Regions from separate parts of the Mus musculus genome. Here region 2 is linked to region 1. Evidence: chromatin loops called from intact Hi-C (ENCODE). Cell type or tissue: left cerebral cortex. All regions are shown on one strand. Each heading gives the region's core, and the rest is flanking DNA. Links, peaks and the distances in the headings are about the cores only.

Region 1 (5,380 bases), core at 332-5,331:
GCATGGTGGAGGATGGCCTTAGTCAGGCTCCCTATTGCTATGCTAAAACACTATGTCCAGAAGCAACTTGAGGAGGAAAGAGTTGATTTACCTTGCTTATCTTGGGCTACAGTCCATTTAGAAAAGCCAAGGTAGAACCAGAAGCAGGAGCTGGGGAAATTGCTTACTGGCTTTCTCTCATGGCTTCCTCAGCCTGCTTTATCATACACCCCAAGACCACCTGCCCAGGGGTGGCCACATCTACAGTAGGCTGGTCCCTCCCACATCAATCACTGATTAAGAAAGTGCCCCTAGGCTTGGATCCTACAGGCTGATCTCAAGGATGCATTGTTTTGTTTGTTTGTTTGTTTCCTCTGTGGTTTCCTGTTTTCAATTAACTCTAGCTTGTGTCAAGTTGATGAAAGCAAAATAACAACAACAAAACAACAGCAACGAGAATAGGCCGGGATCATGGGAGACTGATACAAGAAAGGTCTACAGGAATAAGTCCAGCTATCATCTAGATTTCCTCAGGGCTTCTGTCACTCTTTTCCCACTTTGGCCTGGTTTTGTTTCCCTTCCTGTTGCACTTTCCAGCCTCTGTAGCCTCTCACGACCTTCACAACTTCTGAAGTTGTCATCACAGAGGCAGCAGAGAATGGTCCCCAATACTGAGCAGCCTCTTCACCCACATAGGTGCCTTCAGAATCCTGTGCTGCACTGCGGTTCACTGAGTCCTTAGTGCTCATTTGTTCATTAATAATGACACAGTGGCCATTTGTTTCCCTGTCAGTGTGGAAGCTCTGGTAGAGTCAGAACACTTCGTCCTGCATTGTTCCCCAGCTCAGCCTGCCTTTATACCTAGTGAAAAAAAATGCTTTTTTGTTTTCAAAATCAAGGATGAGTTGACTGAAACTCAAAAAGAAATGTTTCTTACCTGTGTGTGCATGTGCGACGTGCAGCACTTGTGTACACATAGAGGTACAGATAATGCGTTACCTTGTTTCCCCTCACAGAGTGGCCTTATGAAAGACTACTGATGGATTGTTATTCTGGTTCAAACAAATATTGGAATCTGTTGGAGGTTAAGATCCAAGAAAGGACAGTTGCTTCCTTCTCTTGGAAAGTATCTGTTTAATGTCTTCAACAAAATAAGCAAGAAACAAATTAATCAAACAGCTTTTTAGTGCCTATTTTGAGCTAGCCGCCTGTTAAAGGAAGAGGAAGGTGGAAACTGTTAGATGCTTCCTAGATAAATGCTTAGAAGTGTTACTAGTCTGCATCCCACAGCCTGCAGGGAGCTGTGCTTCAGTCCAAGGGACCAAGGGAGCTCCTTCTAGATTTCTGCCTTATGAGAACTGTGATGGGCTCCGCCCGTCACTGCAATACGCCAGCAGCCACTTTCCCTGGCAAGCTTCTCTCCATCCTGTAGTTCCAGGTTGCTGTGGATGTCAGCATTCCTGCCTGAGCATCACTCATGAATCATTAGCCATGGGGATACATGAGTCAAGCCATTCCTCACGCTGGTTTCTTTTTCCAAAAGAGTCACGTGTTCTTGGTCAGTACTTGTTTTCCATTTCTCTTGATGATTCTTAGGAATATCTGAGCAAATTGCAGTGCCTGTGGAATACAGCAGCTCTTTGTGACAAGTTTTAGATAAATATCAAAAGAATGGAATGTGTGACAGTAAGAGATTTACACTGCATCCTTGAGGTGGAACTTGGCTTTGGAGAGCAGCCTGTTGTCCAGGAATTAAAAATGAGCAGACTTGCTCAGCTTTTCACCCTATAGAATCTGTCTGGAGGAAGGAGACTAATGCTGAGAGAAGCACAGGTCGGTTCATCTCACAGCTAACGTTGCCTTTACTAGGTGAGCTTGCTCTTTCTCTTCTTTCTAAATTGTAGCTCTGAAGTTGAATTTCTCGTTACAAAACCCAAGTACTTCTGAAATGTGTGTTTTATAGTCTACTCTGTATGTCATTAGTGAGATTCACTTATGTTTATAATTTCATAGAGATCACTGCATTGGTAGACAACCAAGAATGTTCCATACACAGAGGTAGGGAAATGACTCCAAACTTCAGTGAGTACTTGTGAAAGAACTGTGGTTGGTCAGGCTTGCTGTCAGCACCATCACCATTTATCATTTAATTATTTAATTATTTATTACTTCCCTTGATACAGTTAAGGAAGGGAGGAAAGGAGGGAGGGAGGGAGGGAGGGAGGGAGGGAGGGAGGGAGGAAGGAAGGAAGGAAGGAAGGAAGGAAGGAAGGAAGGAAGGAAGGTAGGTAGGTAGATAGGTAGGTCAAATTATTCCATAAAAAATGATTGCTTAATTTTGACCTCATGTGCTCACTGCTTAGAGCTCACTGGTAATAACCTTTTGTGTTGACTCCTTCTGTTATGTCTGAGAGGCAGAGACTAGATACTTGTTATGGGCCATACAACTTGGGAATGAAAGCTCTAGATCATAAGGCCAGGGAGCACACTACTAATGACAGCATATGCTTTTCAGTCTATACCAAGCTGCCTCGCACAGTACCTGGCTCCAAGGACAACATTTCTCAGAAAACTGTATAACAGGCAAATTCACCTTTTAGAATGACTTGCGATCACTTTTTCACTTTGATCTGTGAATTATTTATCATTATACTCAGGATTTTTGACACCTTGGTTAGCCTTTTTCCACTGTGGATGGAAATCTGCATGGCATTTTAAACTATATTGAAAAGAAATTAATTGATCAGCACTTTTGAAAATTAATGGCAAATTACTAATCATGGTAAATAAAGCTAGGCTTGGATTTTCTAGCTCCCTCACTAGTATGTCTGAGCCTCCAAATTGATGATAGTTCTTCAGTGCTGGGGTCTCAGTATAAGTTAGCAGGTAGCACACTCATTGATCTAAGTATTCTTTGTTTCACTAGATGAGAGGGAAATAAGAACACACTTTAAAATTCACTTACGGGTTAGGAGGTAATACATTAATCCTTAAAATGACAGAAAATCAAGATGATTGTGTCTGTGGGGTTTAATTTATTAAAATTTAATTTGCTCCGGTGCCTTGCTCCAGTAACTCTTGTGCTAGCAAACTAGCTATAATTAGATTAGCAGCCTGCTCAGTGCTGGTGACAGCCTGTGCCTCAGAGAGCATGTGCTGGACTCCGCATGTGCCTTATCCTCATTGGCTGGCGTTGCTGCTCACACGCTTGATAGGTTTCCACAGTAATCCTTATGCTGCATTAGAGACGTAGATACAGAGGCACTGTGCTGTGTTCTTGCAGAACATAGGCAAGGTGCATGGTTGGTTACATTAAAGAAGGAGTCCTACTCAGCAGAGCAGGTGTTCTTTGTTGCAAAGGCTCGGTGGAATAAGGACCTGCAGCTAGCTGCAGGCGGAGGTCAGTGAAGGAGTCTCAGTTCACGGTAATTACTCGAGTCTTTCTCTCTTCTGAGCAACACAGCCATGCATGAAATGAAGCGTGCTGATAGTGTCATCTGTCTAATTTGATCTTGCTTTGTTGACGCTGTCTGTGCACTGTGTATTAGTGCTCCATACTAATACACATTCTCGCAGGGAGAGATTGCTTGTCTGTTCATGGAGGAGCCTTGTTTTCACCTGAATGCAAGGGTGCATGTGCCTGGGAGTGATTCTCATTGGTTCTTTTCGGTTTGGGAAAGCCGGTGTTGCTTCTATTTAGGTGTCTTTGTTGGTGTATGTCAGGGCTGTTGACTTCACTTTGAGTCCTGACTCCCAGATAATTCGAAAACAAGGAGAATTTAGTAGATCATACTTTAATTAGAGGAAGGCAGAAGGCTTGTGAGTTGCTCTCTGGTTTTTAGCTGGAGAAGTAATGTACTATTGTTTCTTCACAGATGTGTGCAGCCTTCATTTTGGATGGGTTTCTTTGTCTCACCTCTCGTAGTCTCAATGAAGCTTCTTTAGTACAGTGAGTGTTAGCAGATCTCATTTTGGGAAATAGCCACATGTAGGTATTTATCAACCACGCCTGAGGAAGTATTTGCCTCCAGGCTTTGTTCAAAAGATGCTGCTCTTGCAGTTGGAATGTCACAGTAGGGAGATGTGTTCTTACCATGTTCAACAGTTTTTATTCTATTAAGAATTGCCTGGTTCATTTTCCAGACAGGGAGATTAAAAAAAAAAAGCCTTAAGTTCTGCAATAAAGGTACTCTATTATGAAAGAAAAAATAGTTATTAGCAAGACCAAGGTTCAAAGAATCACCGGAAAGAACCTTGTTTTGGGTTCAGAGCCCCTGCCTCTCTCCTAGTCCTTAAACTTGAAAACCGATGTCTTTCTGTGTCAGCCTGCAGACTCCACAGAAACTTGTGTCCTGAGTCACCAGTCACAGGGCTGGCCAGCTGCCACCATGCGTCTGCTATCAGCAGAGAGAGTCATGCAGACTCTAAAAACTGTCAGAAAGTGTTTCCTGGTCCTGAAAAGCCAAGATTGCAGTTTATATATTCTGTGAAAATAACTTCTCTTGTCTCGGTCTGTATCCTGCTTAAAGTGGTCCAGTACACAGTTTGGGCAGAGAAACCCTTCAGGTTACTAACTGTACCTCACCATACCACATGCCCTCACTCCCAAATCTTCCTGGGAAGGAATAAATTATCCAGTCAGCATTAACTCACGTAGCAATTTCAAGAGGAAAGTCGAAGCATTGTGGAAGTTTCATGGCCCGTAATGGAGTTTGGCATAGTGGCTTTGATAGCCTCGAGACAGTGGGAAGATGTGTTCAGCTGTGAGACACCATGGGGGTGAAATGAAGACACAGCCATTCTTCATATGACACCTGCTGCGTACAAACCTCATCCACCCTCACTGTGTACAGTGCCTACCCTAATACACTCCCTGATGGACCTCTGATGGGCCACAGCACCAGCTAGCATCTACTAATAAAAGGAGATCAAGTTTTTGCAAAGTAACACAACATACACTTTTATCACTTAACTTTTTGTTCTTAATACATTAGGGAGAATCTATGCTTGAAAACTGAAAATAAAAATGGATATTTTTTGACAGTTTAAAATTTGTAATCAGTCATGATGGCTTGTTTGTTTGTTTGTTTGTTTGTTTTTTCTACAAAAGTCCAGGCATCTCTTCTGTATAACCATCATTCTTGGCCTGACATTCTTCCTATTGCAGACATAGACAGAACCATTCTGCCTTTTAAAACTTAGGCTCAGACACTCATCTGGGGAGGGATACATTGACGTAGTTATATAATAACTTTATATATATATATATATACATATATATATATATATATGTATATATATATATATATATATACTATCCTCAATTATATCATAATTATACGTAATAATTATTTAGTTATAGGATTGGGATCTAACATAGGGCCCAAGTCATGGTGGACAA
Region 2 (5,380 bases), core at 84-5,083, 75 kb after region 1:
ATGACCACCTGCCTTGGGTCCTTGAGCCACAATGTTTCTGAGCAGGAATGGATTATAGGACTTTTATCTAATTCATGCCCATGAAAGGTCGCTCAGCTGCTGCCTTCTGATCCATCTGTGGGTACCTTGGAGGGCTACTCTCTTTAGGCATAGATCTAAGGCCCACTCTTCACTCTTTTCTAACCTTCCAGCATTTTCCCTGACATAGAGGCATTTTGACAGTTGTATAGTTAACCATGGGTAAAGTACTATATAAAAGACTCTTTCTTGTTTCTCACACACCCAAAACAAAAACAAACAAAAAAATCCAGGAAAATAGTTGATTTTAGGTTTACATTAGATTAGAGCCTTTGGATTAAAAGCTCAAAGGCCGAAGGTGAACCACCTGGTTTTTTGATGCACAGAGAGCACATTAAAACATACGATCTACCTAAGGGAAGGTTGTGGGTTCTATACCCTGCTTCTAGAGGGAGCTGCAGGGGGAGGGGGTACTCTGGCTTCTAAGGCAAAGGGGTAAAAGTTAAAAAGGAGGAGGTCACAGAGAAAGTATTTCTAAGGCCACAGTGACACCTTCCTCAGATAGGCTGACTGTGTGCATCTCTCTCTTCCATACCATACCTGTGATCGCTGGGCTTGCCTCCCCGCCCAGGCTTGCTGGTTGCTATGCTGTCTGCTCAGTAGAGCCCAGGATGCTGCTTTCCTCAAGACACCCCTGTTCCCTGCCCAGTGAGATGGACCCTAACCTAAATAGCAGATTAACCAACATACAGGCTCAAAGAATTAGGGCTTCTTCCAGCAGTTTTCTTCAAATTACATTCAAAGAAAGAATCTCACTTAATTTTTGTGGGTGGTGGCAGGGTGTTGTTTTCTGTTTGATTTTTTTTTTTTTTCACCAAATTGAGGCATCAAACTAGAATCGCACAATTAAAGGAAATCACTATGTATTCATCACCTTGGGGTTTCTCAAATATTGCATAGGACACATTTTTATTAAAACAAATCCCTTTGCAGATTACGAAAATTGGCTCCAATAAAGCAGGATAGATTGTATTTAGAGGCGAAGCATTTGAGAAAATTATCAGGAGAGATGCCGGTTATTTCCTCCCTGTGTTCAGTATCTCACATGACAGGAAAAACTTACAGTAATATCACCTTAGATGTTGTTCACCTTTGTAACTCAGCATGCTAGCTAGATGTATCACTCTCTTAATATTCCTTGTTATAAGAGAACACTGGTGAGGTCATTGTCTGGCTGCTTTGGAATGCTAATGGTTGGTAAGTAGGCTCTCCTACTAGCAAAAGGAAAGACGAAGTTTCACACTTGTCAAGAATAAGAAATTATATAGCATTTTATAATTAACTTATCCACTCATATGCTTCCCCTCTGAGTATTTCTATAATAGTTATTTTTAACTAAATGTAAATTTTAATGAGAAAAACTTCACATGCATTCTTGGTTTCTAGAACAATGCTTTGAAACAATACTTCTTGCTAAAAGTCAGAAAACTGAAACTGGTTGTATTTCTTACAAGCTTTTGTGGTTTGGTTTGTTTCTTGCCACCCCTATTTCTCATCACCTTTCCAGTTTTTGAATTGTTAAAGAATTGATTATTATTAAAGAAATGATTGGTTTAGGTTTCACTGACAGATTGGTCAGAAGTGGTAACAAGTTTTACAGCACTGCAAAAGGGACACAACAGCGCACATCACCCACGTTGCTGCAAAAACAGATGGAGGTCTTAGGAAGTCCCTAGCATTTAATGAGCTGCAGAACGGAACAGGGCTTGGCTGAACCCTCAGTTCTCAATTCACGAGTATTTCCTGGGTCTCACTCTATGTGATGCCAGCCAGGCGTGTTTAGGAGGCGGTTCTCACCAATGGGGAGGCAGCTGGAAGAGTTCCGTGGGAAGCCTCTGCTGCTTTCTTTCTGGCAAACGCCCACATCTGGCTGCTGCCGAGGCGGCGCAGGCTCCATGAGAGGTCCCAGTTGCCCTCGGTGCCAAGTTAACAGGGAATTGCCAGTTGCAAGCCTCACTGACCTTAGGGGGTCTCTTGGCAGGCTGGGGTGCCACCGAGGTGGGAGCACTGCGGGGTTCCTCTGTTGCTAGAGCTGTGATGTCACCCGCCCCTCCTAACCCGCGGTTGGTTGTTTTGTGTTTCAGCTCTGCCTGCAGTTGAGCACAAAGACCTGAAGGAGACTCCCACAGCCTTCAGGGAGAAGAAAGGAGGCAGCCAAGCCTATTAAAAGGAACTTGTGGCTTGTGGCCTTTTTGTGTAGGAACGGCCTGGAAGGGGAGAAAAGTGCACCGAAGCCACAGTGGCGGTTAATGAGCTGTGAGATGAGGCGCAGCCGCGGCTGACACTGCTTCCAGGATCCTTCATCTGCCCTTTGTGCTTCGTGTACATGTGTCTGTTCAGGCCGGCCAGAGGCACCCAGAAGAGCATCCACCACGGCTGCCGGGGAAAGACCGCCCACCATGCCCACGGAGACTCTACAGACAGGTAGCATGGTGAAGCCTGTCAGCCCCGCGGGCACCTTCACGTCGGCGGTGCCCCTGCGCATCCTGAACAAAGGACCCGACTACTTCCGCAGGCAGGCTGAGCCCAACCCCAAGAGACTCAGTGCGGTAGAGCGGCTGGAGGCTGACAAGGCCAAATACGTCAAGAGCCAGGAGGTGATCAATGCCAAGCAGGAGCCAGTGAAGCCGGCCGTGTTGGCCAAGCCCCCTGTGTGCCCAGGAACCAAGCGTGCACTGGGCAGCCCCACTCTCAAGGTGTTCGGCAACCATGCCAAGACCGAGAGCGGTGTGCAACGTGAGACCCTCAAGCTTGAGATCCTCAAGAACATCATCAACAGCTCAGAGGGGTCCAGTTCTGGCTCCGGCCACAAGCATAGCTCCCGAAACTGGCCGCCTCACAGGGACACCACTGACCTGCACCGGCATTCCTTCGCAGAGTCGCTGAAGGTGTACCCTACACCTGGCCATGGCAGCCCGCAGGAGAGCAGCTCCCACGTGAGCAGGAGGCTGCTGGAGCAGTCCGCGGAGACCTTCCTGCACGTCTCACACAGCTCCTCAGACATCCGCAAAGTGACCAGTGTGAAGCCCCTTAAAGCCATCCCCTGCAGCAGTTCAGCCCCTCCCCTGCCTCCCAAGCCCAAGGTGGCTGCCATGAAGTCCCCCGAGGCTGACCAGGTGGAACCAGCCTGTGGGGTCAGCCGGAGACCTTCCCTTCAGCGGTCCAAGTCAGACTTGAGTGACAGGTATTTCCGAGTAGATGCAGATGTGGAGAGGTTCTTCAACTACTGCGGACTTGACCCGGAAGAGCTGGAAAACCTTGGCATGGAGAACTTTGCAAGGGCTAATTCTGACATCATATCTCTCAACTTCCGCAGCGCAAGCATGATCAGCTCAGACTGTGAACAGTCTCAGGACAGTAACAGTGACCTTAGAAATGATGACAGTGCCAATGACCGGGTGCCATATGGCATTTCTGCCATTGAAAGAAATGCTAGAATCATCAAGTGGCTATATAGCATCAAACAAGCTAGAGAGTCACAGAAGGTGTCCCACGTGTAAGAGGCACAGTGGTGAAAAGGAGGGGGGGTGGGTCTGTCTGTGCATACACAGTTGTGAAGGTTGTGAGGTCTCCTTGAAGTGTTGTGAGCTTCTCCACCCTTTGTGTTGCTTGTTGTGCAATGTTCTCAAGTTGCATGCCTGTCAACATGGCGACTGGCCTGGCTTCCTTGGTCACACCTCTGCAGAACCTTGCTGAACATCTGCCAAAAGTTTCCGGCCAGAGTCTGATTAGGGCTTTGCTCTTAAGCAAAACTGTTTACAGGAAAAAAAAAAAAAAAGGTTTCGATTTCTTCGATATTTATGTGGTTTTGTGTTTTTATACCCTGCGCTATTGTGTCTTAATTAAAAATTTTATCAACTGGCTTCTAAGTTGAGAGCAGAATCTTTTTGAAACAAAAAGCCACTTTGCCTACATGGGAGACCATAACACTGGGAAAATATATGGGACTTGTCACCAGACACAGAATGACTGACAGATAGGGCCAGGCTAGAGTTTCTTTATGTGAAATCAAGTGGGGGGCCTTGCTCCTTTGCTTCGGGCTTGGTATTCTCTTACCACTTGGTGGAGCCCTGTGGGGCAACAGTGTAGCCCTCACTCCAATTCACTGTACAAGTTGGTATTTCTGTAGTAATGACCCCAGGAAAGACAATCAGATAAAATCTGGGATAAGCAAATGTAGAAGGTTAAATATTGATTGGGAGGAGGGTGGAGAGACTGGTGATGCTGTTCAAAGTGGGATAATTCAGAAATCTCTAGTAGTAACCCAACAGGAAGTACCACTCTACAGCTGGTTAAAGCTGATATGGAATGCTATTTTTAAAACGTTATTTTGTTTTGTGCTTTTGGCCAAGAACTATTAACTCCTGTTGTTTTCCTCCCTTGCTCCCATGGTAGTTGTTCTGTTTGGGGCAGATGGGTTGGATTTCTGCAGGTTTGCACTCTCTGAAGACGTGAAGGGAAGTGAGGATACCATTCATGTCAGTATAGTCTCCATTCCACCTCGTCCCCGTGCCCCCAGCTTCACATTGCAGCAGTGTGATGCTGTTTCTTTGTTTATACTCCTCTCTCAGGCTGAGGGTATTTGTTACAGCTCTAGAAAACTGTAGAAACACTGTAGCTTTCCACCCTGTTGTCTCTTGTTGCCCGGTCCCACAATAACCTGCCCTCCCTCCTCAGGTGATTCCAGGCGCTATGAGCCAGCTGCTAGAATGTTGGCAGTGGAAGCAGAGGACCCCAGTGGTGGTCTGCTGCTGCACTGCTTCATAGCCCACAGGTTTGCAGCAGAGCCATCCTGTTCCTCATCAGCTACTAGGAGCCTTTAAACAGAGTGAATGCTGTAAGACTTTGTACATACTTTAGTTGTTCTGGAATCTAAGAAGAAAGTTATGCTAATAAATAGCTCTGGTGTAGGCTTTACCTGTGCTGATTTCTTTGTCCTTTATTTTCTTCATAAGAATTTCACTGTGGACTGTGGGTCAGAAGCACATTTTTATAGGCATCAAGAAACATTGTTCCATTACATTGATCTCACCTCAGCTCAACAATTATGAGCAGCACTATTCTTAGTTGTAGTTACTTCAGTACATGTTTGCTAAAATAGTTACTGCAAGGTCCCTAAAATATGCCACCTTTTCACTTAGTTAATTTATTTTTATTTTATTTTTGCTTTTCCTTAAACATCGGGACTTTCTTGAAATTTTCAGAATACTCTTTAGTTGAAATGTTGGAATTCTTACTGTGGGGAGCATAACTTTGAAATGGTTAGTCCTGTTTTCATTTGTTCAGGCTCAATGTCAGTACC

The links. Hi-C counts contacts between places; a loop is a spot of excess contacts. Peaks named below come from ENCODE experiments on the same cell type or tissue, not always from the same donor. Only the 100,000 strongest peaks of a DNase experiment are listed, where the experiment ranks them.
Region 2: it touches region 1 in a loop (4-fold over the local background); 6 of 42 quality-filtered maps call a loop at or near these places.

What each region holds. Positions count from the first base shown.
Region 1 is chr4:5,721,107-5,726,486 of GRCm38, forward strand. All of the region lies in intron 1 of Fam110b (family with sequence similarity 110, member B), which reads left to right. Among named protein-coding and RNA genes, the nearest start is that of Gm24337, 36 kb to the left of the region's middle. In left cerebral cortex, for the core only: no CTCF peak of the experiment used is centred there; DNase peaks (open chromatin) are centred at 1,447, 3,164 and 4,361; H3K4me3 peaks cover 2,065 bases; H3K27ac peaks cover 1,414 bases.
Region 2 is chr4:5,796,107-5,801,486 of GRCm38, forward strand. Fam110b (family with sequence similarity 110, member B) reads left to right here. Exons shown (of 3, transcript NM_173426.3): 3 at 2,163-4,995. The coding sequence starts at 2,478. The coding sequence ends at 3,578. Among named protein-coding and RNA genes, the nearest start is that of Gm24337, 110 kb to the left of the region's middle. RefSeq lists an enhancer at 721-4,230. In left cerebral cortex, for the core only: CTCF peaks have their summits at 2,188 and 4,140 (motif pointing right); a DNase peak (open chromatin) is centred at 1,961; H3K4me3 peaks cover 1,349 bases; H3K27ac peaks cover 1,221 bases.